Regions from separate parts of the Homo sapiens genome. Here all the other regions are linked to region 1. A link is a loop called in an ENCODE intact Hi-C map of the cell type or tissue named here. Cell type or tissue: heart right ventricle. All regions are shown on one strand. Each heading gives the region's core, and the rest is flanking DNA. Links, peaks and the distances in the headings are about the cores only.

Evidence for each region. A loop is a pair of places that touch in the nucleus more often than their neighbours do. Peaks named below come from ENCODE experiments on the same cell type or tissue, not always from the same donor. Only the 100,000 strongest peaks of a DNase experiment are listed, where the experiment ranks them.
Region 2: it touches region 1 in a loop (4-fold over the local background); 24 of 110 quality-filtered maps call a loop at or near these places.
Region 3: a loop joins it to region 1, with 3 times the contacts of the local background. A loop is called at or near these places in 22 of 110 quality-filtered maps.

The regions. Positions count from the first base shown.
Region 1 is chr11:68,202,083-68,212,966 of GRCh38, reverse strand. The region is part of intron 1 of KMT5B (lysine methyltransferase 5B); the gene reads left to right. Among named protein-coding and RNA genes, the nearest start is that of KMT5B, 5.8 kb to the left of the region's middle. RefSeq lists silencers at 1-434, 6,570-6,659. In heart right ventricle, for the core only: CTCF peaks have their summits at 124, 3,637, 6,431 and 6,631 (motif pointing right); a DNase peak (open chromatin) is centred at 3,646; H3K4me3 peaks cover 1,762 bases; H3K27ac peaks cover 1,656 bases.
Region 2 is chr11:68,072,656-68,080,655 of GRCh38, reverse strand. It overlaps CHKA (choline kinase alpha), which reads left to right. Exons shown (of 12, transcript NM_001277.3): 4 at 5,826-5,939. Among named protein-coding and RNA genes, the nearest start is that of MIR6753, 32 kb to the right of the region's middle. In heart right ventricle, for the core only: a CTCF peak has its summit at 4,117 (motif pointing left); no DNase peak of the experiment used is centred there.
Region 3 is chr11:68,060,891-68,068,890 of GRCh38, reverse strand. CHKA (choline kinase alpha) reads left to right here. Exons shown (of 12, transcript NM_001277.3): 7 at 1-12; 8 at 2,375-2,462; 9 at 2,997-3,105; 10 at 4,260-4,366; 11 at 6,857-6,938. Among named protein-coding and RNA genes, the nearest start is that of MIR6753, 20 kb to the right of the region's middle. RefSeq lists an enhancer at 1,838-2,338. In heart right ventricle, for the core only: no CTCF peak of the experiment used is centred there; no DNase peak of the experiment used is centred there; H3K27ac peaks cover 503 bases.

The DNA of each region.
Region 1 (10,884 bases), core at 118-8,117:
GGCCGGGCCGGTGCGGGGCCGGCGCGGGGCCTGCAGTGGTGGCCGCGGCCGGAAGGGAGCGGTAGCGGCCGCCGGGCAGCGTCGGGGCCGGGCCCGCGGCCGCACGAGGGGAGCAGCCCCGCCGCTCGCGATTGGGGGACTCTGTTTTCCCTTTTCTCCAATGGGCAGCCGTGAACCGTCTCGCCCAATCTGCTCCCACTGCCGCGCTGAACTTTTTGTTTTTGTTTTGGCCCGAGCGCATTTCGGAGCCCTCCCGAGCTCGTCCTGCAGCCCACCCTCCTCCCCGACGGCGCCCCTGGCCGTGGCCCGGCGACCCCGCGGCCGCTGCGTCCCCTTTGTGCTTTATCCGCTCTCCCTGCGTCCCCTGGTGTGTGTCTGTCCTTCCACGTATTCGCGGATGATGTGCACCGTTGTCACCTCCGCCTTGGAAGGAGGAACAATGACAACTCGATGCAACTTGCTGGATTAAGATAGAAACAAGTTGGGTGCTGAGAAATTCAGTCTATTTGGGTTTATTGGACCCGGGTCTGGAACAGTAACTTAACGATTTATTAAGTGGTGGAACTTTCGGAATACTGGGGAGGTGAACATGTGTTCTTTGAAGTTAATTTTTAAGAATTTGCCAAATGAAATTTACCTGGAGTGGGGGGAGTTTTCCTTAGAATAGAGGGCAGGTGAATTAATTTGATTGATTGTGGTTCTTTGTGATGTGGACCTTTTTCGATTTAAACCAGTTTGATATAAAGTGTAGTTGAGGATGGCCATACAGGTCTGAACTTTGCTGTGTAGGATCTTTAGAGGAAGCAGTTGCCAGCTATAACTTTTTTCCTTTAGTCTTTAATATTGAGAACACGCCTATAATATTGATAATTAGTAGTAAAAAGAAGTATTTTCAAAAGAGGAGGAAACCATTTTTACCTGAAATAATTACAGATAATGTGTGCATGTTGAAATACATAAATTGCCGCTTGCTGTAAATACAGATTTATTGTGTATCTGAAGGTTTAGCAATTTGAACCAGAGGTGTGGCCCTGTCCCTCTTGGAGCGCCTTATATTCCCAGGTTAGAGTCCACAAACGCTCTAATCCCGGCTTGTGTGGGAACTCCAGCCCATTTTTCACTTTGTAATCTCTAAACATTCGACATTCTGGTCCCTCTCCCAAGCTCTGGCTCCAATAGCTTCCCATACCTGGTCCCTGTCGGCCGTGCCCTGCCCGGCATTCCTCCACCCCTTTTCTCCACCCCGTACACTCTTGTCCTTCAGAAAGGCCCCGTGAGAATGTTGCTTCCTGGTGAAACCTTCACACACACAGCCGTTGGGGTGGTTACTCGTGAGTTTTTGAGTCTCTTGTTATCTCGTCCGCCCACGGGCAGGTACAGAGTAGGTGCTCATAGACCCTTAATGAATGGGTTAATTTATTAATCTCCAAGTTGTCAAGCTTAATAGTTTGTATTAGTTTTTCAAAATAAATCCACTTTAATGTTGTTTACAAACATAATTATATTTTAAAAACTGAGCTGGAGAGTGAAGGGAATATGGTAGATATTTCTTCAATAAGAGAGTAGGGTAGGGCTTGATTCTTTATCCATGATCATTTCCAAGTGCTCTCGCGCCTTTATTTTCATCTGCTTTCCCAAACACCCTGAACTGCTCATGCAGTGAACTTTTTATTCTCGCAGCAAATGCCAGGGGACAGTAGTGGGGAAGGTGGAGGTGGATGGAGGGTAGCGGACTCTGACAGGGAGAGACGCGTGTGAAGGAAGTGTCCCGGTGTCTGCGTGTCTTTCAGCAGAGAATTTAGTGGGTGGGGGATGTTGGTGATTTTTCTCTTGGGTTATTTAAAAAGGAGGTTGAATCTGATTTTCCTTTACCTGATTATCAGTTTGTGGGTTTATAGGGCCTGGGTTCGTGGCCAGGTTGTGTGATAAAGAGATTTGTGTGTGTGGCATCTAAGCAGCTCCCTGTCCACAGGAATGCCCTTCCCATGGCTTACAGAGCAAATCCTTTCAGATAAATCGCCGTGGTCCCATTATTTCGTGTTTCTGTGTACCATGTATGAGCTTTACATTGGCAAATCTCTCCATTGGCAAAATCCTTCTCCGTGGTCAGGAGTTCCCCGACTATGTCAGCCTTAGAACGCTCTGATGGTTAAGAATCTTCCTCACACTTTTGACGATAGGGACCATGTGTCCTCCCTCCGCTCCATCACCCTGTTAGCTACAATACTGCATGTTAAGTAAATGCAGGGGGTGATCCATTATGTGTCTGGATGGGGTTGATTTGGGGCTAGCCGGTCTCCGAATGAGACAGACTTGAACACCAGGCCATCTTCTAGGGCCGTATGTCAAATGATGACTGCTGTATAGAAGTGTAATTTTAGGAATAGTTGAAGGACCATGGAATAAGAATCAATTCTTATTCCATTCTCTGCTCTATCACTGTTTGTATAAGTCATTGATAGGGCCTAGACTCCGTCTACAAAACGACTCTGAGGTCACTTCCAATCCAAAATTGTATTAATGCTTCATCTTTTACACTTCACTGCCATCCTATTTTCTCCTAATAATTATTTTAATCATATTTTGACATCTCTCTAATCACCTTAGTTCATCTGCATGTTTCATGTAGTTTTACCTCCTTTTTTTGAAATGTCATTATGAGATAGTTAATCAGTTGGGTTTTAGAATTGAGAGACTAGGGTATCAGTGTCCCCCCCCCCAAAGCTTGATTGGGGGCCTGTATGACTCCTACAATGCCAGTTGCATTTCTATAAGCTGTCTTAGTTTGTCTGTTGTAATAGCACACTAAAGAAAACAGTACCGGCCGGGTACGGTGGCTCACGCCTGTAATCCCAGCACTTTGGGAGGCCGAGGCGGGTGGATCACGAGGTCAGGAATTGAGATCATCTTGGCTAACACGGTGAAACCCCGTCTCTACTAAAAATACAAAAATTAGCCTGTAGTCCCAGCTACTCCGGAGGTTGAGGCAGGAGAATGGTGTGAACCCGGGAGTTGGAGGTTGCAGTGAGCAGAGATGGCTCCACTGCACTCCAGCCTGGGCGACAGAGCAAGACTCCGTCTCTTAAAAAAAAAAAAAAAGGGGGAAAGAAAACAGTACCTAGATCCGGGGATCATTTGCTGGTGATAAACCTCTAGGTGGTACACGTGGCTCAAGCACTGGAGTAAACCCCAGACTGCAGTTTAAAGATGAAGGTTTTAGACCCACCCTTACCACTTAGTAGCACTTTGAGTTTAGGAAAGCAATTTGTTTCTGAGCTTTAGCCTCCTTGTTGTAGTGCTAATACCTGTTTCACCTGATAGGGTTGCTGAGCTAGCGAATCCCGAGTCCTGCATGTTAGGGGAACCAGTAGAAACCGAATGTGTGTGTTGTGACACCTGTGTTTCTACCTTGTGCCACCTTTATAGGAATGCCTGGTCAGCACATCTCTAATGGCACTCGGCTTGCTTCTCAGGCCTTACGCAAAAGGCCCATTCAGTGAAGGGTCATTCTGCTTCCTAGTCTGTACTTTTCTACCCTGTTAACTTTTTTTCCCCTTATGCATCTGTTTGGTTTTCTTCCCTGACTCAACGACTGATTTTCCTGAAAGTAGAAGCTCTCATACGCCCTCTAGTGTTCCCTGGACATGACCAGTATTCCAGCACCACGAACAGTGCCTGGCAGCTCTGGGAGGTTCTTCATAAGTTTGTTGAACTGAGTGGATTCTAGGTCGGCCCGATGAATTGTTTTGCCTGTCTGATTTGTATAACACGGTTGAAATGTATGATACATTTTAATGGTCTCTGAGGAGTATTTTTATTTTCGAGGCAATGTTTATGTTGCATCATATGGAGAAATAGATATTTTTAGTAAGAAAACCAATCTGATTTTAGGAAGCTGCAGCTTTCCTCACTGAGAAGTAAAAGGGGGCTTGATCCTTCAGCCAGTGAGCCAGTGGCACCATAGGAAACCCCCCTTCACTTTCCCCCTTGGAAAGGAAACAAAACCAGACGTCATTCAGGGTCCTGGAGGGTTTAAAGCAAATATTTGTTTGGTGCATATAAATAAGTACCAGGAGGGCTTTTGACCCAAAAAAGGTATTTTTTGTTTGTTTGTTTTTGAGACAGGGTCTTGTAGCCTCCCAGGCTGGAGAGCAGTGGCATAATCCCAGTTCACTGCAGCCTTAGTCTCCTGGGCCCAAGCAATCATCTCGCCTTGGCCTCCCAAAGTGCTGGGATTATAGGATGAGCTGCCATGTCTGGTCTTGTTTTTATATTTACAATTTTGATTTATATTTCCCTGATCATCCCATCTCAAGTCCATTCTTACATTAGTCTCTCTCCTAACATCCTGTTTGTTTTTCTTACAGCTCGCATCAGATTGATAACCACATACTTACTTACATCTCTTCCCATAGTATGCTCTGACCTCTATGCAGTCAGGAACGATGTCTATTTTGCTCTAGAGTTTTACTCTTCAAATATGGGGCACAGTGGTTTTTTTGTTTGTTTGTTTGGAGACAGAGTCTCACTCTGTTGCCCAGGCTGGAGTGCAGTGGCGCGATCTTGGCTCATTGCAACCTCCACCTCCCAGGTCCCGGTTCATGCAATTCTCCTGCCTCAGCCTCCCGAGTAGCTGGGATTACAGCCACATGCCACCACGCCTAGCTAACTTTTGTATTTTTAGTAGAGACGGGGTTTCACCATGTTGGCCAGGCTGGTCTTGAACTCCTGACCTCGTGACCCTCCCGCCTCGGCCTCCTAAAGTGCTGGGATTACAGGCGTGAGCCACCGTGCCTGGCTTGGGCGAAGTGTGTTTAAAAATTTGTTTGGGGCCAGGCGTGATGGCTCACGCCTGTAACCTCAGCACTTTGGGAGGCCGAGACAGGTGAATCACGTGGTCAGGAGTTCAAGACCATCCTGGCCAACATGGTGAAACGCTGTCTCTACTGAAAATACAAAAATTAGCTGGGCGTGGTGGTGGGCACCTGTAATTCCTGCTACTCGGGAGGCTGAGACAGAGAATTCCTTGAACCTGGGAGGCAGAGGTTGCAGTGAGCAGAGATCGTGCCACTGCACTCCAGCCTGGGCAATAGAGCGAGACAGCGTCTAAAAAAATAAAAAATTTGTTTGGGTCATTATTCTGTGTTGTTTTTTGGTTTGTTTTTTTTTTTTTTTTGAGATGGAGTCTCACTCTGTTGCCCAAGCTGGAGTGCAGTGGCACGATCTTGGTTCACCACAACCTCTGCCTCCTGGGTTCAAGCGATTCTCCTGCCTCAGCCTCCCGAGTAGCTGGGACTACGGGCAGGTGCCACCATGCCTGGCTAATTTTTGTATTTTTAGTAGAAATGGATTTTCACTATGTTCGCCAGGCTGGTCTCGAATTCTTGACCTCGTGATCCGCCCACCTCGGCCTCCCAAAGTGCTGGGATTACAGGCGTGAGCCACCGTGCCTGGCCTGTGTTGCTTTTTTGTGTGATATTAACAGTACACAGTCTCTCAGCCTGGACTTCACTTCAGTTTTTTTTCTAATTCTCTGAGTTTTGTTCTCATTTGTAAAATGGGGATGATAGTATTGAGTGTGTGTTAAAGGGCAGTGATGTTTGTATCTTCTTTTATAGGGTGTGAAAATAATCTGTTTGACCAGGTACACCACAAACTAAACTGTGTTGTAAGAAGCTCTGTAGTCCAGTCTGTGGTCCCTCTGAATGTTTAGGATGGGAGATGTAGCTTGGCATGATTTTTTTTTTTTTTTTGAAACGGAGTCTCGCTCTGTCGCCGAGGCTGGAGTGCAGTGGCGCAATCTTGGCTCACTGCAAGCTCCGCCTCCCAGGTTCACACCATTCTCCTGCCTCAGCCGCCACCATGCCCGGCTAATTTTTTGTATTTTTAGTGGAGACGGGGTTTCACCGTGTTAGCCAGGATGGTCTCGATCTCCTGACCTCGTGATCCGCCCGCCTCAGCCTCCCAAAGTGCTGGGATTACAGACGTGAGCCACTGTGCCCTGCTGCTTGGCATGATTTTTAATCATGCGTGTTGCAGCCAGAAGTTACATTCCTTCTCTTTGGGAACTGTAGGGAAAGCAGAACTGGTGCTCAGCCTTGTGTCATAATTATTCTTTTGCACATTTGTTCTTTTTTAAATGGGTGAGGTGATGAGATTTTTTTTTTCATGTGTGAGTTATGGTGGGGAATAGAAGGGAAATTTCTACTTGATTAAAGTTTTGTGAAGAATGTTTCTGGCCTGCTTTACTTTTGCCTTAGTTACTTGGAAGGGGAGACCTTAATTTGTTAGCAGTTTGTGCTCATTTAAAATATCTTGTGCCAAACCTAGGGAGGCCTTCTTTTCATTGTACTGGTGGGGCATCGGTGAAGTTAAATAACTCGTCTGCTCACACTGCTGGGGTAAGGATGAAGCTAGGGTGGGACAGGTGCTTTGACTGCAGAGCCACATCCTTAATCCCTGTGCGGGCTGCCTCTGCAAAGCCCACCAGCTGGCAAACTCAAAGTGGCCTCTAACGTCCAGCCCAAGAACCACCTTTTGGAAGCTTTTCCTCACACTTGTCCTTGCCCAGTAAAAATCTTTGATGTACTTCTTGTAACTTCTGACAGAAACTGTGGGCTGTAAAGGCTGTACTTACAGTCATTTGACACTAGGTGGCATCTGTTTCTAGAACCGTGAATGGCTGTTTGAGTCCTAGAGAAAACAGTAACAAAGAAAGCATCCTTGATTTTATTTCTAGGCACTGCTAGGTAAGCAGATGGATCAAATGTGGAGAGATGGGGGAAGCAGGCATTTTTTGTTTTCTTCTGGAAGTTTTTTTGAGGACTTTCCCTCAACAACCCCATCAGTGAAAACCTTTGTTTTAAAATAACTACTGAGATGAAGACATGAAGTCTTTCTTACATGACATCCCTCGTCGTAAATACGTATTGAATGTGATATTTAAGAATGAAGCAGTATTTTCTGTGATAAGGCAATTAGGAGTTTCTTACATGTCTGGCTGTAGATCAGTAGCCAAATAAGTAAGTCTAAGAATTGCGAACGTCTGGCCGGGCGCGGTGGCTCACGCCTGTAATCCCAGCACTTTGGGAGGCCGAGGTGGGTGGATCTCGAGGTCAGGAGATTGAGACCATCCTGCCTAACACGGTGAAACCCTGTCTGTACTAAAAATACAAAAAGTTAGCTAATTGTGGTGGCGGGTGTCTGTAGTCCCAGGTACTCAGGAGGCTGAGGCAGGAGAATGGCTTGAACCCGGGAGGTGGAGCTTGCAGTGAGCTGAGATCATGCCACTGCACTCCAGCCTGGTGGACAGAGTGAGACTCCGTCTGAAAAAAAAAAAAAAAGAATTGCGAATGTCTGATCATAAACTTACCAGTAGTGGATAGTTTGCTCCTTAAAATGTTTTGCTCAATGAGAAATTCTAATAGTTTCAGTTTTTATTGTAAGTTTTAATATAAATAGAAAAATGTTCAATTACAATGCTATTCAGGAAGATCATGGTTATCTGGCCTAGCAAGTGTGTGAGTAATCAGAGGTGTAATTAAGAGGCTGGCTCTATTTTCAAAATCTATATAACTCAGTAGCTGCATTTTATACCTTCAGTTGAAGGATAGTGTATGATTTAAACTTTTTATTTATTTATGTTTTTAAAGGTGAGGTCTCACTCTGTCACCCAGGCTGGAGTGCAGTGGCATGATCATAGCTCACTGCAGCCTCTACCTCCTGGACTCCCATGATCCTTCAGCCTCAGCCTCCTGAGTAGCAGGGACTGAAGTTGCGCAGCAGCACAACTGGCTACTTGTTTTTTTTGTTTTTTTTTTTGGTAGAGATGAGGGTCTCACTTTGTTGCCCAGTCTTTTAAAACTTGTTTTAAATACACTGTTTTAAAAGTTGTTTAAAATCTTTTTTCCTGTGACATGTTGGAATTTTATGTATTTTTGGAGTGTGGTAACTGTAAAGCGTTTCTACTTTGGTTTAGTTTTTCATAATCTCTGTTATGTGGTCACTGTAACAAATTCCATAAACTTAGCGGCTTAAAACAACAGAAATGGGCTGGGCACGGTGGCTCACACCTGTAATCCCAGCACTTTGGGAGGCCAAGGTGGGCGGATCACTTGAGGTCAAGAGTTCGAGACCATCCTGGCCAACATGGCGAAACCCCATCTCTACTAAAAATACAAAAATTAGCCTGGCGTGGCAGCAGGTGCCTATAATCCCAGCTACTCAGGAGGCTGAGGCAGGAGAAATTGCTGGAATCTGGGAGGTGGAGGTTACAGTGAGCTGAGATCGCACCACTGCCTCCAGCCTAGGCAACATGTGAGACTCTGTGTCAAAAAAAAAAAAAAAAAAAAAAAACCGGAAATTTATTCTCTCACGGTTTTCGAGGCCAGAAGTTCAACATCAGTTTCACTGGGCCAAAGTCAAGGCGTTGGCAGGGCTGTGGAGGGAAGCTGCTCTTTGCTTCTTCCAGCCTCTGGTGGGCTGCAGCATTCCCTCACCTGTGGCCACATCACTCCAGTCTGCTTCACCTTCTGTACTTTGTGAGGTGTCAAATCTCCCTCTGCCTCTTATAAAGTCATTTGAGTGGCATTTAAGGCTTACCCAGATAATCTAGGATAATCTCTTTTATCTCAAAATTTTTTATAACATCTTCAAAGACCATTTTCCTTATAAGGTAGCATTCACAGGCTCCAGAGATTAGGAGCCGATGTCTTTGGGGGCCGTTTTCCACCATACTACAGTCTGCTTTAGAGCTGTTAGCTCAACAAGTTTAGTCTTTTTCAAAACTTAGTGATGGTGTCTGTGGCCATCGTTTTATTCTGAAAGGGCAGTGGGTGAAGCATTCTACCTTGGTGGTAGGTAAACTGCTCAGCTTCAGACGCTATTCTCTTGGTGGCCTGAGTGAGGGCATTACCACCTGAGGGTACTTGGGAAAGCTGTTGAATTGGGTGAAGCAAAATGCATCCAAGCTTGACCCTATGAAAGCTAGAGAAGGAAAGTAGGAATGATAATATCATGGACATTTGTAATTATTTTAGGAGTATAGAGACGTATTCTTTGCTATGGAGTTGATGGTTCTAGATACCTGATTACCATTTGAATTAGCGTGACAGCTCTAATTTTAAAGTAAAGGCTCTGCCTTAGGTAGAAGCATAATTGTGAATTCAGGGAAATGAAAACCCTGAGGCCTTTCTCTTTTCATAATACTAACACCCCGTTGAACTACTCTGACAAGTCACCTAGCTTCTCAGGTGAGACAACAATGTTTATAGGAGCAAGTTTTAAGGTTACAGGTATGAACGTGAATTCGTGGTAGTTTTCTAACAAATTAGCAACTGAGAAATTGCCCTGTCAAGCAGTGTTAATGGTGTTATGATGGAATATTGGTCACAAATGCTTCTGATAGCTTTGCAGGGCTTCTTTTATTGGCCTCATCGCTGGGATTGATACCATAGGATTCCGTGGAGCCTTAGTTATTGCAATATTGATTGCAGACGGCTTTGGAATAGCCATTGATAAAGACCGATTTGGAATTCTTTGATGTCAAGTCCTTTTGTGATTTCACATTTAGGAGAAAACTAAAAACCGATTCTGCTTATGTGTAGCAGTTGGTTTGAGAATAGAAAGGGAAGGTGATATGAATGGACCTATGTCTGGTCTTGTGCTGGATTCTAATGATATGAAAGTGTATGGGGCCGGGTGCGGTGCCTCACGCCTGTAATCCCAGCACTTTGGGAGGCCGAGGCAGGCAGATCACGAGGTCAGGAGTTCGAGACCAGCCTGACCAACATGGTGAAACCTCGTCTCTCCTAAAAATACAAAAATTAGCTGGGTGTGATGGCACACACCTGTAATCCCAGCTACTCAGGAGGCTGAGGCAGGAGAATCCCTGGAACCCAGGAGGCGGAGGTTGCAGTGAGCTGAGATCGTGCCACTGCACTACAGCCTGGGTGACAGAGCAAGACTCCATCTAAAAAGAAAAAGTTTAGCATAGAATTACCATATGACCCGGCAATTCTACTTCTGGGTATATCGTCAAAAGAATTAAAGCGGGTACTCAAACAGGTATTTTGTACACCCACGTTCACAGCAGGATTATTCGGCCAAAACATGGAAATAAAGCCAGGTGCAGTGGCTTACGCCTGTAATCCCAGTACTTTGGGAGGCCGAGGTGGGCAAATCACGAGGTCAAGAGTTCAAGACCAGCCCAACCAACATGGTGAAACCCCGTGTCTACTAAAAATACAAAAATTAGCCGGGCATAGTGGTGCGCGCCTGTAATCCCAGCTACTCAGGAGGCTGAGGCAGGAGAATCGCTTGAACCCGGGAGGCAGGGGTTGCAGTGAGCTGAGATTGAGCCACTGCACTCCAGCCTGGGCAACAGAGTGAGAGTTTGTCTCAAAAAAAAAAAAAAAAAAAAGTGTGTCTTAGCTAGTAGGGAAGGCAGGTGTTACCAGATAATTACACAGAGTAGTGAGTATGGTTGTAATAAGCACCATGCTGAGAAACGTTAAGGGTTAAAATGTATAACAAGGAAATCTATATAGCTGGAGAAGTGGGGTTGGGCAGGGACTGAGGAGCAGTGTGGCGGCACCCCAAGTGCAAAGGCCCTGTGGTGGGAAGCTGCCAAGCTGTTTCCCTTTCCTTTGTGTAAGTATCTTTAATATTTTGTTACAAAAGTCACAGATGTTTATTTTGAAAAGTTGAACATGTAGCAGGTAAATATTGCTTGTGATGTCATTCTCCATTGTAATCTCACTCACTGTTAACCAGTGGTGTACTGGATTGTTTTCTTACCAAATTATAACTAAATCACTTGAAAAATGTTTTCTTTGCCTTTCTAAATAAAGATTTATGAAAGTCCTCTAACAGGCTAGAACCTGC
Region 2 (8,000 bases), core at 1-8,000, 130 kb after region 1:
TCAAGAAATAGGCTGAATGCGGTGGCTCACACCTGTAATCCCAGCATTTTGGGAGGCTGAGGCAGGTGGATCATGAGGTCAGGAGTTTGAGACCAGCCTGGCCAACAAGGTGAAACCCCGTCTCTACTGAAAATAGAAAAATTAGCCAGGCATAGTGGTGGGCACCTGTAATTCCAGCTACTTGGGAGGCTGAGGCAGGAGAATTACTTGAACCTGGGAGGCGGAGGTTGCAGTAGACCGAGATTGTGCCACTGCACTCCAGCCTGGGCGACAGGAGTCGTCCCCACCAAATGCAAAAAAAAAAGAAAAAAATCAAGAAATAGACATTAAAACGGTTGAGATAAAAAAGGAATGAAAGTGATGATATTTTTTCCACACTTTTCAGCGGCTTGTTTTACATGTGTCTTGCTCTGGGTGCCCTGCTAGAGGATCTAGAACTTGTGCTCTCTGGAGTGACAGTGACTGGGAAGTCCTTGGGTGGGAAGTGATTGACAATCTGTTGTGAACCATTCCAAGCCCTTTGTGCAGAGGCCTTTGGACATCCTGTTAGCTGAAAATGGTGGATCACCAGGACCTGCGTGATGCTAAATCCAAAGTACTTTTCAGTTCTCATTTTATTTTGACTTCTCAGTAGCATTTGACATGACCCCCACCCTTTTGAAATGTTTCCTCTCCTGAGGGCAGCCATGACACAGAGACACAAAGTACAGATCTGGCTGTCTACATGCTAGGGCGCCCCATGATTTGACCATAGGCCCTCTTCTCATGTTGTCCTGTCTCCCTCGGTCACCTGATCTATAGGCCAAAGGGCCGCTACATTCTTCCTCCAGCCCTGACCTCGACTTGGAACTAATGCCATTGGCTAGCAGTCTCTCCTCGGATGTCTCACATGCCCCTCAAACTCGCCATGAAATCGCCCGGCCGATTTCAGTCTTTTTTATGTGAATTTTATATGAATTTATTTTTAACCTTTTATTTCATACCAATTTTAGACTTACAGAAAAAATTTCAAGAATAGTACAGAGAGGCCGGGCATGGTGGCTCACGCCGTAATCCTAGCACTTTGGGAGGCCAAGGTGGGTGGATCACGAGGTCAGGAGATCGAGACCATCCTGGCTAACATGGTGAAACCCCGTCTCTACTAAAAATACAAAAAAAATTAGCCAGGCGTGGTGGCGGGCGCCTGTAGTCCTAGCTACTTGGGAGGCTGAGGCAGGAGAATGGCGTGAACCTAGGAGGCAGAGCTTGCAGTGAGCCGAGATCGTGCCAGTGCACTCCAGCCTGGGCGACAGTGCGAAACTCCGACTCAAAAGAAAAAAAAAATAGTACAGAGATTTCCCATGCACCCCTCACCCAGCTTCCCTAATGCGAACATCTCACATAACCACAGTGCAATGGTCAAAACCAGGACATTAACGTTGATGCAATAGTGATAACTAAACGTCTGTAATCCCAGCACTTTGGGAGGCTGAGGTGAGCTGATCACTTGGGGTCACAAGTTTGAGACCAGCTTGGCCAACAGGGTGAAACCCTGTTTTTACTAAAAATACAAAAATAAGCTGGGCTTGGTAGTGAATGCCTATAGTCCTAGCTACTCGGGAGGCTGAGGCAGGAGAATCGCATGAACCCAGGAGGCGGAGGCTTCAGTGAGCCGAGATCTTGCCACTGCACTCCAGCCTGGGCTATCCATCTCCAAAAAAAAAATAATAATAATAATATCTCCAAAAAAAAAATAATAACTGAACTATGACCTGAATTGAATTTCAGAAGTTTTCCTATGCATATTTTCTTTTGTTCTGTCTCGAGATTTAGCTAGATCTCAAGATTGCATTGGCTATTTCTCTTTAGTCTTTTTCAGCCTGTAACAATTCTTTTGTTATTTGTAATCTTTATACTTGTGAAGAGTACTGATCCGTTATTTTGGAAATGTCTCCTCAATTTCAGCTTGTCTAGTGTTTTCTCACAATTGAGGTTATGCATTTTTGGCTGAAATACCACAGAAATGCTGTTATGTCTTCTCAAGAAGTTCATAACATCAATACTCTTCTTCCTGGGTTTTAAATAAATGAAACTTCATAGATAAAGTGAAAAGTCAGTTTAAACCCCTTGTTCCATTCTCAACCACTTCTCTCTCCCGTTTCTGTTCACTCTTCACATGCTCCAATCTGACATCTGTCCACCCATCACTCTGAAGCTGTTCTTTTTTTTGTCACCAACAGGTTCCATATTGCCAAATCTAATGGCCACTTAGCAGCACCATTAGGGAATACCACTCTCCTTCCTGGCAGTGGCGCCTGCCTCACCTTGCCTTCTGCCCTGGCCCCTCTTTTTGCTGCCTGAACTTAAACCAGTTTTTCAAGTTGTGGCTTGTGAACCTCTAGTGGGGCATGAAATGTTAGCATGTTGATTGCTTTTTAAAATGAAATAGAGTAGAAAATATTAATAAGTGTTGCCCAGTTGTGAGAGTGAGTATTGCTGTGGGGATAGTGTTTGTTTTGGGGGTGTATGCGAGGGTGCCCTGTAGAAAGCTTTCTTACTGTGGTGACAGTCACATAAGAAAGGGCATTTTAAGGCCTGTGCTGGTTCCTCCTCTTCTGTCCCCAGGGGATCGAACCCAGTTTGTGAGCTGTAAACATCAACAACATGTTGAGGACTTGTGAATTGGTATCTGTAAGCCCCAGTCCACCCGGCAATCTCATGCTCTGCTCTTCCTTTTCCTTGATTGTCCTGTTCCAGTGAGACAGGCCTCTCAGTTCCTTGAAGGCGTCACACTTGTTCCTTCCTCATGGCCCTGTGCTCCCATGGGGCTGCTGTGGCTTTTCACACCTCAGATCTCAGGTCAGTTCAGTGTGGCCTCCTTAGAAATACCCACACCACCACACCAGTCACCCTTGTTTCCCTCATGGCAGTGAGCCCAGTCCATAGCTGCGTGTACTTGCTTACTGTCCATTTCTCTCTCTCTCCCCATCCCTCCTTCTCTGTCATGTAAGCCCCGTTGTGGGCAGGGGCCTTATGTATCTTGTTCTTTGTTGGTTCCCTGGCGCTTAGCACAGTGCCAGGACATAGTAGACATTGAGTAAGTGTGTTTTAGGCAAATGTATTAATGAGTCTTTATTTCTGAAGCCCAAGTAAATTGTTCCAAGTTGAGATATCTGAAAAAGTAGGACCAATTTTCCCTCCACTGTCACCAGCTGTGGCTAAACCAGTGCGTGGTACAGGAGAGAACCCAGCCATGTCTGTCCAGCCCCCTTTTTACCATGCTCACTTTCAGGAGCAATCAGGAAGGTGCCTGGAGACATAGTGATGACAAGAAGACCACCAGTAGTTGGTACACTTATTCTAGGATTCTCTGCTGTCCTTAACCTGTCATTTTTCTTGCTTGTGCCTGGGTGTTCTCTTTCATTTTCTTTTCTTTTGAGACAGAGTCTTGCTCTGTCACCCAGGCTGGAGTGCAGTGGTGTGATCTCGGCTCACTGCAACCTCTGCCTCCCATGTTCAGGCGATTCTCCTGCCTCAGCCTCCTGAGTAGCTGGGATTACAGGTGCCCGCCACCATGCCCAGATAGTTTTTATACTTTTTTGGTAGAGACAGGGTTTCACCCTGTTGGCCACGCTGGTCTCAAACTCCTGACCTCAGGTGATCTGCCCTCCTCAGCCTCCCGAAATGCTGGGATTACAGGCGTGAGCCACCGCACCCGGCCTCATTTTCTTCCTCTCCAAATCCTTCTCTCCATACACCATCTCCCCCTTTCTTCCTACTGTGAATAAATATTGAACTACAGTATTACGTAAGAATAAGTGTGTTTTTGTTTACAATGTTTAGGGCAGTGCTAAAGAGAATTGGAAAGTTCTTACATCTCTTTCCCTCTTCTCTATGTCCTTTCTGGGTTGACTCAGCTCTGGAGAGGATTCTGGCTAGTGCTGGTGACATGTGTTGACGATGCCACACGTAAATAAAGTCACCTCCGAGAATCCTTCCCAGTGGACATGATGTGCAAAATGCTGAACTTCCGAGTCCAGCACCCCCTTGTCCTGCCATGCCCAGCCCCTGTTTACTTTTGTGTTTTACACAGCATGAGGGTGGTGGTGGGGACCACAGTCTTCAGAGCACCAGGACCGTGCTGCCCCCTGGGGAGCAGGGGAGCATAATGTCTAAGCAGAGACTTGGAGGAGGCTTTGCAGACCCTTGCTTAAATGCCCCGGATACTTTCTGTGATGTTGGGCTTGGAGTAAGATGGGGACTGCATCTCTGGACAACACTACCATAGGACTAAAAAGTTCTTGGAAACCTTTTGACAACTAAATAGAGATACTAGATCTTTGTTTTCATTCTCTAAGGTTTTAAGAAATAAAACCTGTCTGATATCAAATCCCACCCTAAAATTCATTAGCTTGATAGATAGATGTTATCAGTTTATTGTCATATACACAAAACCACAAATTAGGAAAGATTGAGCCTCACAAGATCACAGGCCATAATTGTGAGGATTATACGAATGATGGTTGTAGACGATAATTGTGGGGGGATTACCGGCAAATCCATTTACCCCCACAAAATGTAAAAGTGACCAAAATACTTTTTGCTTTAATGTGGTCTGATATCCTTTGGAAGTAGCTTTTCTTTTTTGTTTTCTTCTTACTATAGTACTGTATCATTTCCTAATAAGTTTGTCCTCTTGGTTTCTCAGTTTTTGGTAACGTGAATGTGTTTTAGAGGTTTCTCTGGGATCATGTTCCTCCACAGCACATTGCTTCACAGGGGGTGAATTAGAATCATCTGAAAGCTTTTTCAAAACAGCCCTGCTGGTGCCTCTCTTTTAATACTTGGAGTAAGACCTAGGAATCTCTTTGCAAAAGCTCTTTTTTTTAAAAAGAGACTTCGGTGGTGGTGGGGCATCTCACTATGTTGCCCAGGCTGGTCTCTAACTCCTGGCCTCAAGTGATCCTCCCACCTCAGCCTCCCAAAGTGTTGGGATTACAGGCATGAGCCACCGCCTGGCCTGTAAAAGCTCTTTAAGAGATTCAGGTGGACCTCTGGGTAAGCGTGACTCCTTCACTCCAACAGATGGAAACCATTATGCTGTAATGTGCTGTTTAAGGGGGAAAGACCAAGGACTGAATTTGCTTTGAGATCAAAGCATGGATTTTGAAGGCAAAATGATGATAGATCCCACGTTAATTATTAGGACGAAGATAGAACAGACAGCATCATAGAGATTTCAGCAAGACAACAAACATTCAATAACAGGAAAAGGTCGGGTGTGCCAACTGAAAATAGCAATCTAGGATGCTCCATGCTAGGGTGCTCTTTGGACTAGAAAGCCGTAGACCCTGGACCTAAATCAGTAATTTTCAAGCTTGTTGGACCCATGAGCCCAATTTAGTAGGCAGAAGGTCCTTTGGATCCTTTGCTTTAACTAGACACACTCAACCAAAAGCAAATCAACCCTTACCAGAATGGATGGTGTTGTGGCCTTTGGTGAGATACCAAGGGTGAGACTCCTATATAGGTTGCGAAATAAATAGAAGCAATAAAAGCACTGATGGATATTTTTCTATTTTTGGATCTAGTGACCTAAATTAAACTCATATTTTAAATCTTATCAATATAGCATAGTGCTTGCAAGCATGAATCCTGCAAATGACACGATGTGTGACTTTGGAACCTCTGTTTCTTCATATTTAAAATGGGGATGATGATAACAGTAGTGCCCACGTGAAAGAATACTCATGAGGATCAGATGAAACACTCCTGTGAGAGTGCTTCTGATGCCTGGCGCTTAGCAAACACTCAGTAAACACCTGATTTGTTGCCATCTGTTTTAGGGGGCTGAGGCCATGGTTCTGGAGAGCGTTATGTTTGCCATTCTCGCAGAGAGGTCACTTGGGCCAAAACTCTATGGCATCTTTCCCCAAGGCCGACTGGAGCAGTTCATCCCGGTAAGATTTGTTCATAAACGCTTAGTTGACATATGCCACAGACAGAAGATGGCTTCTTTGTCTCATTGCTGCAAGAACCTGCAATGCTGTGTTTTCACTGTTAACCTCACCTATGTCATTAAACTGTATCAGAAATCATGAAAAGCAACATTTATTTTGTACTTACATCCGAACCTCTTTCTTTTCTGTAAAGGTGTATTCATCCAAATTTGAAATATATATGAAACTTACCATTTTATTGTCCCCTGAGGCTGTGTACCCTGAGACTTTGCCCTTTTCACCGTGTTCCTCTCAACTTCTAGGGCCCTGCTTTATAGAACTTGCTGCTAGAACACCTTGGCCCTGCTCAGTCTCTGACTGTAGCCCTGTGGGGGCCATGCCTGTTCTTTCCCATCACCCTTCCTTGGTTTGTTTTGTGCATTCCTACTGAGTCTCCCTACCTCCCATCTTCCTGTCCCCATATGCTGGTCAAATTCTTAGATTTCAAGGCCTTGCTCCAAGACCTTGCAGTCTTATTTCTAAGCAGTCAGGATTATTTTCCCTTTCTTATTGTCCCAAGGCAGTTTTAATGTTGCTGTAACATTTACCAGTATACCATGTCTTAGAGTTACATGTACATATCTAAAGCATAGGTCCTGTTCCTCTACCCACCCACCCCTGACTCCATGCCCTGCACAATGCTTCATGCCCAGAGGTTCTCATGAACCCTAAGTGTTGAAGTGTGGCTCTGAGCCCTGGCAATACTTCTTTGATTGGCAATGCTCGTCTTTGTCAGCCTGCACTCTCTTCCTAGATAGATCAGATATTCCCCATTTTCATTGAGCGTAAGTTCCTTGAGGACTAGAATCATAAGCTGCTAGCTTTTCCTGCCCTGCTGCATGAGATATCTTATCCATGAGAGGCCTGGGCATGTCCAGGGCTGCCCTGTACATCTGTGCAGATGGAGCCCAGCACTAGGATGCCTGGCAGAGGGGTGCTCTGCTGCGTCTGGCTGGGGACCAGGGGCAGGGGTTTCTTTGTCTAATCCCACAGCCCAGAAACAGAGAGGCTAGTTGTGCTCTGTCTCCCCAGAAGAGGTATCCTCTTCTAGTTGACAGTGGCACTGTCCGTCTGTGCTAGTGTTGTGCTAGCTGCCAGTGCTGAGGATGTGTTTAGATGAGTGGATGGTGCCTTCACTGCGCTGGCTTTTTCCTTTAGTTTGCTCCCTGGCACCTGGCTATGTTTTAGTAGAGACAGGGTTTCTCCATGTTGGCTAGGCTGGTCTCGAACTCCCGACCTCAGGTGATCCACCCGCCTTGGCCTCCCAAAGTGCTGGGATTACAGGTGTGAACCACCGCGCCCGGCCGAGATGATAAGTTTTTGAAAGAATTTTGTAAATAATAGAACCTCATATGGTTATAAGTGGCAATATAGGTGAATCTTACAAACATAATGTTGAATGATCAAACTGCAGGAGACTGTAAGTAGTATCATACCATTCTATAAAGCCTGATAAATTTTAAAAATTGTTTAAGAATATGTGCACATGTAGTAAAAGTTCTCTTTTTGGAAAAGGTAAGGGAATTGTGTTAACACAATTCAGAATAATAAAAATATCTTGGGGACAAAAAGGGCAGGCATCAGGACACATAGATTATAGTATCTGTGGAACTGATTTTGTTCTAGTTCTTAAGTTCTATCTATGCTCTTGTATGTATTGTTTATTATATATTAAATTTTTTGAGATGGGAGTCTCACTCTCTTGCCCAGGCTGGAGTGCAATAGCATGATCATAGCTCACTGCAGCCTCGAACTCCTGGACTCAAGTGATCTTTCTGCCTTAGCCTTTCAGGTAGCTGGGAGTACAGGTGCACACCAGCACACCCAGCTTATTAAAAATTTTTTTTTGTAGAGATGGGTCTTGCTGTGTTACCCTGGCTGGTCTTGAACTCTCCTGGCTTCAAGCTCTTCTCCTGTCTCAGCCTCCTAAGTCACCAGGATTACAGGTGTGAACCACTGCACCCAGCCATAGTGAAGATTTTTTTAAAATTCTGTTATATACTAGGTTTGAACCATATGACG
Region 3 (8,000 bases), core at 1-8,000, 140 kb after region 1:
ACTGTCAAGAAGGTAAGAATTGCTATGTTCTGTTACAGATGAGGTTTGTGTGCATACTTAGAAAATTACTGGCAGTGTGTCTGAAAAATGTAAGGTAGCATCAAGAGTATTAGGTACATTAAAGTATGATACAACCAGACAATGAGGTTTTGTATTATTTTTATAGAGTATGAGGCCAGTCACAATGTCTCATGTCTGTAATCCCAGCACTTTGGGAGGCCAAGGTGGGAGGATTGCTTGAGCCCAGGAGTTCTAGACCAGCCTGGGCAACATAGCAAGACCCCATCTCTACAAAAAATAAAAACATTAGCCAGGTATAGTAGTGTGCACCTGTAGTCCCAGCTACTTGGTAAGCTGAGGCAGGAGGATGGCTTGAGCCTAGGAGTTCAAGGCTATAGTATGCTGTGATCGCACCACTGTACTGTAGCCTGGATGACAGAGCAAGATCCTGTTAAAAAAAAAAAAAAAATTACATGGAAGAAATCCGAAAGAATATTCACTAAACTTGGGAACTGGGATGAAGAACTTAAACTTTCTAAGTCACATATTACTTTTTCAGTGTTTAACTCCTTACAGTAAACATGTATGATTTTTTTTTAACCTGAAAAAGCAATAAAAGAACAAGATCCACTGCCTACCCCATTGAGTCCCGGGCCCTTCCCCCTTCTGCACCACACAGCGTAGTGTTGCTTATCGCAACACGTGTAATCCTAACACCTCCTCTCCTAGTATCAGTGCACTGTGCTATTAATTATTTCGGGCTTCTCTGCTTTGAAAACATGACAGTGATATGTTCCTTACTGTAACAAAACTTCATCCCATGCAATTGCACATTGAACAGTCTCATCAGAGGCCCCCCACTATGCAGCTCCCACTGGTGCTGCTGACATGGCCTCTCTCTGCCTTGACCTTGCCTCCCCTAGTCACAGTAGTTCAGGTCCCACCTTGAGCCCTTGTTTGCCAGGCTCAGCAGTTTGCTTTTAATCCTGAGAACAGTTTCTCATGAAGACTCGTCATCCATAAGCCATTCATTTGAGCCAAATTACCTTTTACTAATTAGCTGCTCATCGCTGGCTAACTCAAGGAGGGTGTAGACATTACAGCTACAGCTTTGTGTATTACCCTTGCCCTTCTGGTGGTGAGGGGGTGATAAATGGCACAGACATCACTAGAGAGAGGGGACTGGAGGAGATCGGCTGTGTTGATGATGGCAAAGTGTAGGAAGGATCGAAGAGGTAACAGTTGTACATTAATTTTGTTGTGCTACTTTGGGCGTCTGCCTCCAATTTGCCTTTTTTTTGAGACTGTTACTGTGTCACCCAGGCTGGTGTGCAGTAGTGCAGTCTAGGCTCCACGTAACCTTAGCCTGTTGGGCTTAAGTGATCCTCCTGCCTTAGCCTCCTGAGTAGTTGGGATCACAGGCGCACACCACTACACCTGGCTAATTATTTGTGGAGATGGAGTTTCTCTGTGTTGCCCAGGCTGGTCTTAAACTCCTGGACTTAAGTGATCCTCCCACCTCCACCTCCCAAAGTGCTGTGATTACAAGTGTGAGCCAATACACGTTTTCTGGTCTCCAGTTTACATTGTAATTGCTACTCTAAATGGAAAAAGTATGCTGAAGAGCCTAGACACTATACCTCCACTAGAAATCCTAAGGAGAGAGAGCTGCTGAAAACCTAGCGAAGGTTGGCTCACTGGTGCCAGCAGCAGGATGTCGGAGATGCTGAACATCATGTCGAGTGTGGGGATCTCAGGAACGCAGGCCTGCAGAGCCAGGCTGATGGCTGACCAACTCCTGACCCAGAATCCAATACTAAAGCAAATAGTCTTGTAGGAATGCTGCCTGTGGTCTCCTTGGGAAGGAAAAGCAGGCAAGAACAAAGCAGGGGATCCCCTGTGGCAGCTGAGCTCTCCCTTGCCTTTCTTACCAGGAGGGCACTCCCACAGCTTCCCAGCTGGAGTGCTGCAGCCAGCTGGCCTGCAGACAGCAAACCAAGTCCCAGGGCTGCTGAGGGTGGTGTTTGGCTAGCACGAGCTCCTGCATGCCACCATGCAGAACATTTGGGAAGTACTGTCCTGACAGCAGAGCAAGAGGCCAGGCTTTGTTCCACAGTGATCCTGGGGGTCTGGCGAGGACTAGGGCTGTGAGCAGGGGTTCTCATGGCCAGGTGGGTCAGGAGCCACCCTGCATAGGGTTATGCCTCCCGTGAGCACTTCTACGCTCTGTCTAGGCCCTGGTGATGTCCACAGACCAAAAGCCACATTCAGTTAGGATTCCCTAAGGGATCAAATCCATTCTCTCGGCTCTGCTGTTCAAGGACTTGAGCCTTCTATTGTAAAACATAAACCATGTTATCCAAACCTTTTGCAGGTAATATCTTGTTGCTGGAAGGCCGAGAGAATTCTGAAAAACAGAAACTGATGCTCATTGATTTCGAATACAGCAGTTACAATTACAGGTACTGTGTTACAGTCCAGTGTTTCCATCTCAATATTGATTTATCATTACGATATGCTTAATTAACAGTTATTAGAGAAAATAAGTCAAAATGCCGCTCTGAGTTGCAAGCTGCTTCACCTGGAATCAGTGGCTTCTCGTCCAGTGGCCGGTGATGGTTGTGGTGAAGCAGCACAGCCTTCTTTGTTCCTAGCAGACAGCGCTAGTTGGGGACAGCCATGCCATTCAGTCCAGACTTTGGCATTTTCTTTTGGCTTCAGAGGTCATTTTCTTCTCATAAATCCTGGTCTAGGAGACACAATGTTCTGGAGTAGTGGTTCAGGTGCACCTGTATAGCTTTAGTCAGCTGTGATGCTGATCAACCACCTGTTGTCTCTCTCTGTCATTAAAGCAGCTACAGTCCTGCTCCCTCAGCAAGTCCAGATGGCAACAGGAGTGGCGTGCTCGGAACTCAGCCTTTCTTTCTTCTGCAGTCAGGGAGCCTCCAGGCATACGGTTTGCCTCATTGTGTGCACTGTCTTATGTCTTATTTCAGGGGATTCGACATTGGAAATCACTTCTGTGAGTGGATGTATGATTATAGCTATGAAAAATACCCTTTTTTCAGAGCAAACATCCGGAAGTATCCCACCAAGAAACAACAGGTAGGAGATGAGTTTTTGTATACTTGATAGGAAAATTACATGTCAATTTCATGCAGTTAGAATTACATCTTCTTTTTTATTTTTTGAGGCAGGGTCTCACTCTGTTTCCCAGGCTGGAGTGCAGTAGTGCGATCATGGCTCACTGTACCCTTGACCTTCTGTGCTCAGGTGATCCTCTCGCCTCAGCCCCCCAAGTAGCTGGGACCACAGACGCATGCCACCACGCCCAGCTAATTGTTTGTATTTTTTGTAGAGATGGGATTTCACCAAGTTGCCCAGGCTGGTCTCAAACTCCTGGGCTCAAGTGATCCTCCTGCCTCAGCCTCCCAAACTGCTGGGATTACAGTTGTGAGCCACCATGCCTGGCCTACATCTTCATTTTTAAAGATAACCTTTTAAAATTTGGTTTATGTTAAAAAATGTTATTTTGTTCCTGTTAAATGTAGACACAAACTTGACCTTTTAGTCCAGCTTATTAAAAATCTCTGTGCCAGAGATACTTGTATTCAGAGAAGAGCTTTGTCATCCTTTGTAGTTCCTTGTAGTATTTTTTTGAAAAGCCCAGCCTTGATTCTGCTTTCTGGCCATCTTTTTGGTGATCACTGACCTTTTTCTATTCATTTCACACTATGGAGAGAGAAGTAATCTTTCGGGCACCAGGGTTTAGTAGTGGGAGGAAATATCTTTGGTGTTAACAGTTCCCTTTCCTGTCCTGAATGATGGGAGGAGGCTGGTGATTGTGTGGAGAATCAGTTCTCATGGGAATTTCCTCCTGAGATCTTTCTCTCCCATTCCTCAGCCCAGCACTGAAACCTTGGTAGCGGTGCTGAAGCTGAGTAGGATTGGGAGGGTGCACCAAGCCTGCCTCCAAAATAGTGGTCTCCAGTTTATGTTTTAAGTGCTACTCTAAATGGAAAAAGTATGCTGAAGAGCCTAGACACTGTATCTCCACTAGAAATCCTGGGGAGAGAGAGCGGCTGAAAACCTAGCAAAGGTTGGCTCACTGGTGCCAGCCCCAGGATGTCGGAGATGCTGAACATCATGTTGAGTGTGTGTCTCCCAGTGTGTCACAGTAGATGCATATGCTTAGTGACAGCTATTGACATTGTCTATTTTAACCATCATTGATCCTAACACAATTACTTTTTTTTAAGCTCCATTTTATTTCCAGTTACTTGCCTGCATTCCAAAATGACTTTGAAAACCTCAGTACTGAAGAAAAATCCATTATAAAAGAAGAAATGTTGCTTGAAGTTAATAGGTAACATTTTTCCTTTTTTGATTTGTAAAGATAGCTTTCCTCTTTATAGACTATATTTGGGAGATGCTGACTTGCAATTAGGAGTATTTTAGAGCTTCTTCTTCTTTTTTTTTTTTTGAGACAGAGTCTTGCTCTGTCACCCAGGCTGGAGTGCAGTGGCGCAATCTCGGCTCACTGCAACCTCCGCCTCCCGGGTTCAAGCAATTCTCCTGTCTCAGCTTCCCAAGTAGCTGGGATTACAGGTGCCTGCCACCATGTCCAGCTAATTTTTGTATTTTTTAGTAGAGATGGGTTTTTGCCATGTTGGCCAGGCTAGTCTTGAACTCCTGACCTCCAGTGATCCACCCAGCTCGGCCTTCCCATGCTGGGATTACAGATGTGAGCCACTGCGCCTGGCCTAGGAGCTTCTTTTTAATCGTACATCTTTAGGACTTGCACTTTGTCAAAAATAGAATCTGCTACTTCTCCATTGTGGCCGAGACTATGCAGAGCTTTCAGATCTGAGCATACAGCAGGCAAAGTATATTAGTCTGTTCTCACATGGCTACAAAGATATTACCTGAGACTGGGTAATTTATAAAGAAAGGAGTTTTAATTGACTCACAGTTCTGCATGGCCAGGGAGGCCTCAGGAAACTTAACAATCATAGCAGAAGGCAAAGGGGAAGCAAGGCACATCTTACATGGCGCCAGGAGAGAGAGGGGCAGAGAGATAGAGAAGAAGGTAGGACTACCAAATACTTGTAAAACCATCAGATCTTGTGAGAACTCCCTCACTATTGTGAGGACAGCATGGGGGAAACTACCCCCATGATCTAATCACCTCCTGCCAGGTCCCTCCCTCCACACATGGGGATTACAATTAAAGATGAGATTTGGGTGGGGAGACAGAGCCAAACCATATCACAAGAAGAGTTCCCATGTCCAAGAAGGGTCAGGACACTTTGTGGCATTCTGAACTGTCATCCAGACACAACAACCCAGCCATACAGGGCTGCTGCCACCCAGAGCCTATAGAATTTTTTTTTTTTTTGAGATGGAGTCTTGATCTGTCACCCAAGCTGGAGTGCAGCTATGCGATCATGGCTCACTGCAGCCTCTAACTCTTAGCAAGCCTCTTGCCTCAGCCTCCCAAGTAACTGGGACTACAGGCACGTACCACCATGCCTGGCTAATTTTTGTATTTTTTTGTAGACACGAGGTCTTGCTCTGTTGCCCAGGCTGGTCATGAACTCCTGGGCTCAAGTGGTTCTCCTGCCTTGGCCCCCCAAAGTGCTAGGATTACAGATGTGGGCTACTGCATCTGTCCCTGCAAACTTGTCACTGATGCTTCTGGAGTGGCGGCCACCATATGCTGTGTTTTAACTCTTAAGTTTCTCCTAGAAAATGATTAAACTTATGTTTATCGGTTTTAAGTCTTGCTTTTAACTGTTTTCTCAACAGTTTTCAAAGCAGGGCCCTGAAACTTCCAGATTGTGCAAAGGTCTAGACCACTATTTGTCCATCTCTTTAGTCAAGAGGCCTGTGGGTTGTTCCTATTATTTGGGGTCTCCTGTGACATTTTTTGGTAGAATGGCTGTTTAAGTCACTGTGGCCCCTCATCTTTCCACGCACTTAGCACAGTCATCTCCTCGTGGCCTCCAGAGTGCTCACCCCCAACACTAAGTGTGATGTCACACCTGCCTACCTGCTGGGCTTCACCGCAGCATACATCATCTCTTTCTGTTTCTTGAACTGGTGGAAATAGAAAAAAACAGATGGAGGAGAACCCAGACAGAAAGGGTAGCACACGGGACTCTTGTGGGCCGGGGACCACAGGATGAACAGAGAGTAGGGTTGGAGGATACTAGAGCAGGCACTCCTAAATTTGAGCTTTATCTTCATGTGGATGAGCCCTCAGGGTATTGTTTGAGGAGGAACTTGGATTCACAGTGACTTGGGGGCTTGGTACAGCTTAGAGATGGTGACGTGGCTCACGCTCTCTGATCTGCTCTTTTCACTTCTGTGTGACAGGAGGGGATGGGACAAGGATGGGATTTGAGAATTCTCTTGCTCAAGGAGTGAGAGCTTCATCCCGCCTCCAGCAAAGGGCTGCCTCTTGGTTGCTATGGTGTGCACCCTCCCTTGTAGCAAGCTTGCTTTCTTTTCTGCCAGCATGGCCACCCAGGCCTTCACCTGCACCCTGTGAATGTGAATATATTCACCTTGTGAATATATTATGGCCAAGTGGCATTTACGTGTGCCATGGCCAGGCCAGCTGTGTGTGTTCACACTCACCAGTGCACCTGTCACTAGCAGATGAGGGAAGGGTGTGGGAGTGGTATTCCCATTGTTCTTAGTTAGTCCCGTGGAATATAGACCCATGATTTGCCAACACTAACTAGGTTTGCATCCACACAAGTTAAAATGTCCATCTGGCATGAAATCATTTCATCAGTCCTGTAACTGATACTGTATGTCTCTTATATGTTTCTTGCTTTTATCATTCCAGGTTTGCCCTTGCATCTCATTTCCTCTGGGGACTGTGGTCCATTGTACAAGCCAAGATTTCATCTATTGAATTTGGGTACATGGTATGTTTTAGCAGCGTTTTTGTTTTTTTTTTTCTTCCTACTCCCAGGTAAAAATGCTATAGTATTTGTGAATGTTGGCAGCAAATGACTGTTCCTTACAGAGGGTTCTCTGTCTCCCCAAGTACCCGAATGTGGTGACCTGGTGGCATCAGGACAGTGTGGCTCAGCCCAGGAAGCCGGGGGAGAAGCCGCTGTCACTGATGCTGTGGTTGCCTTTGGAGGTTGCCCTCACTTCCAGGCCAGCTGACCTTGCCTCCCCTGCTTCAGAGAAGTGCCTGCAATCCTGATGGGGAATGTAGGCATCTGCACCCTCGAAGTCCAGCTCTGACCTCAGTCCCTTCTGACACGGGACAGTAAGTGAAGAAGAGTGGGTGGCTCCTGCCTGTGCTGTGGAAGGTTTTATTTATCGGTTACCACTTCATTCTCCAGCCTGTAGTGCCCGACTTTGGGTTGGAAGCTGGTAATTATTGAATTAGACCTCCTGTTTTTCATAGGCATGTTTGTAACCAAGCTAGGCTGTCATTTAATTTTAACCTTAAGAATTGTCAGCCGGGTACGGTGGCTCACGCCTGTAATCCCAGCACTTCGGGAGGCTGAGGTGGGCAGATCACCTGAGGTCAGGAGTTCGAGACCATCCTGGCCAACGTGGGGAAACCCCATCTCTACTAAAAATACCAAAATTAGCATGCATGGTGGCGGGCGCCTGTAATCCCAGCTACTCAAGAGGCTGAGGCAGGAGAACCGCTTGAACCCAGGAGGTGGAGGTTGCAGTGAGCTGAAATCATGCCACTGCACTCCAGCCTGGGTGACAGAACAAGATTCTGTCTCAAAAAAAAAAAAAAAAAAAAAAAAAAAAACTGTCACTGACATAGAAATAGAAAGTATTTTTAACCTTCAGACAAACCTTTCTGTTGTTCCATAGTGAATGAATGTTGGTGAGTTGTCTTGGGGTGGGGGATAACACAAATGTCCACAGTCTGGTGAGCTGCCTTCCTTTGGGACAGGGATGGGACTAGTTCATTTTGACCTCCTCAGTCTTATACTACAATGATTTCTACTTCT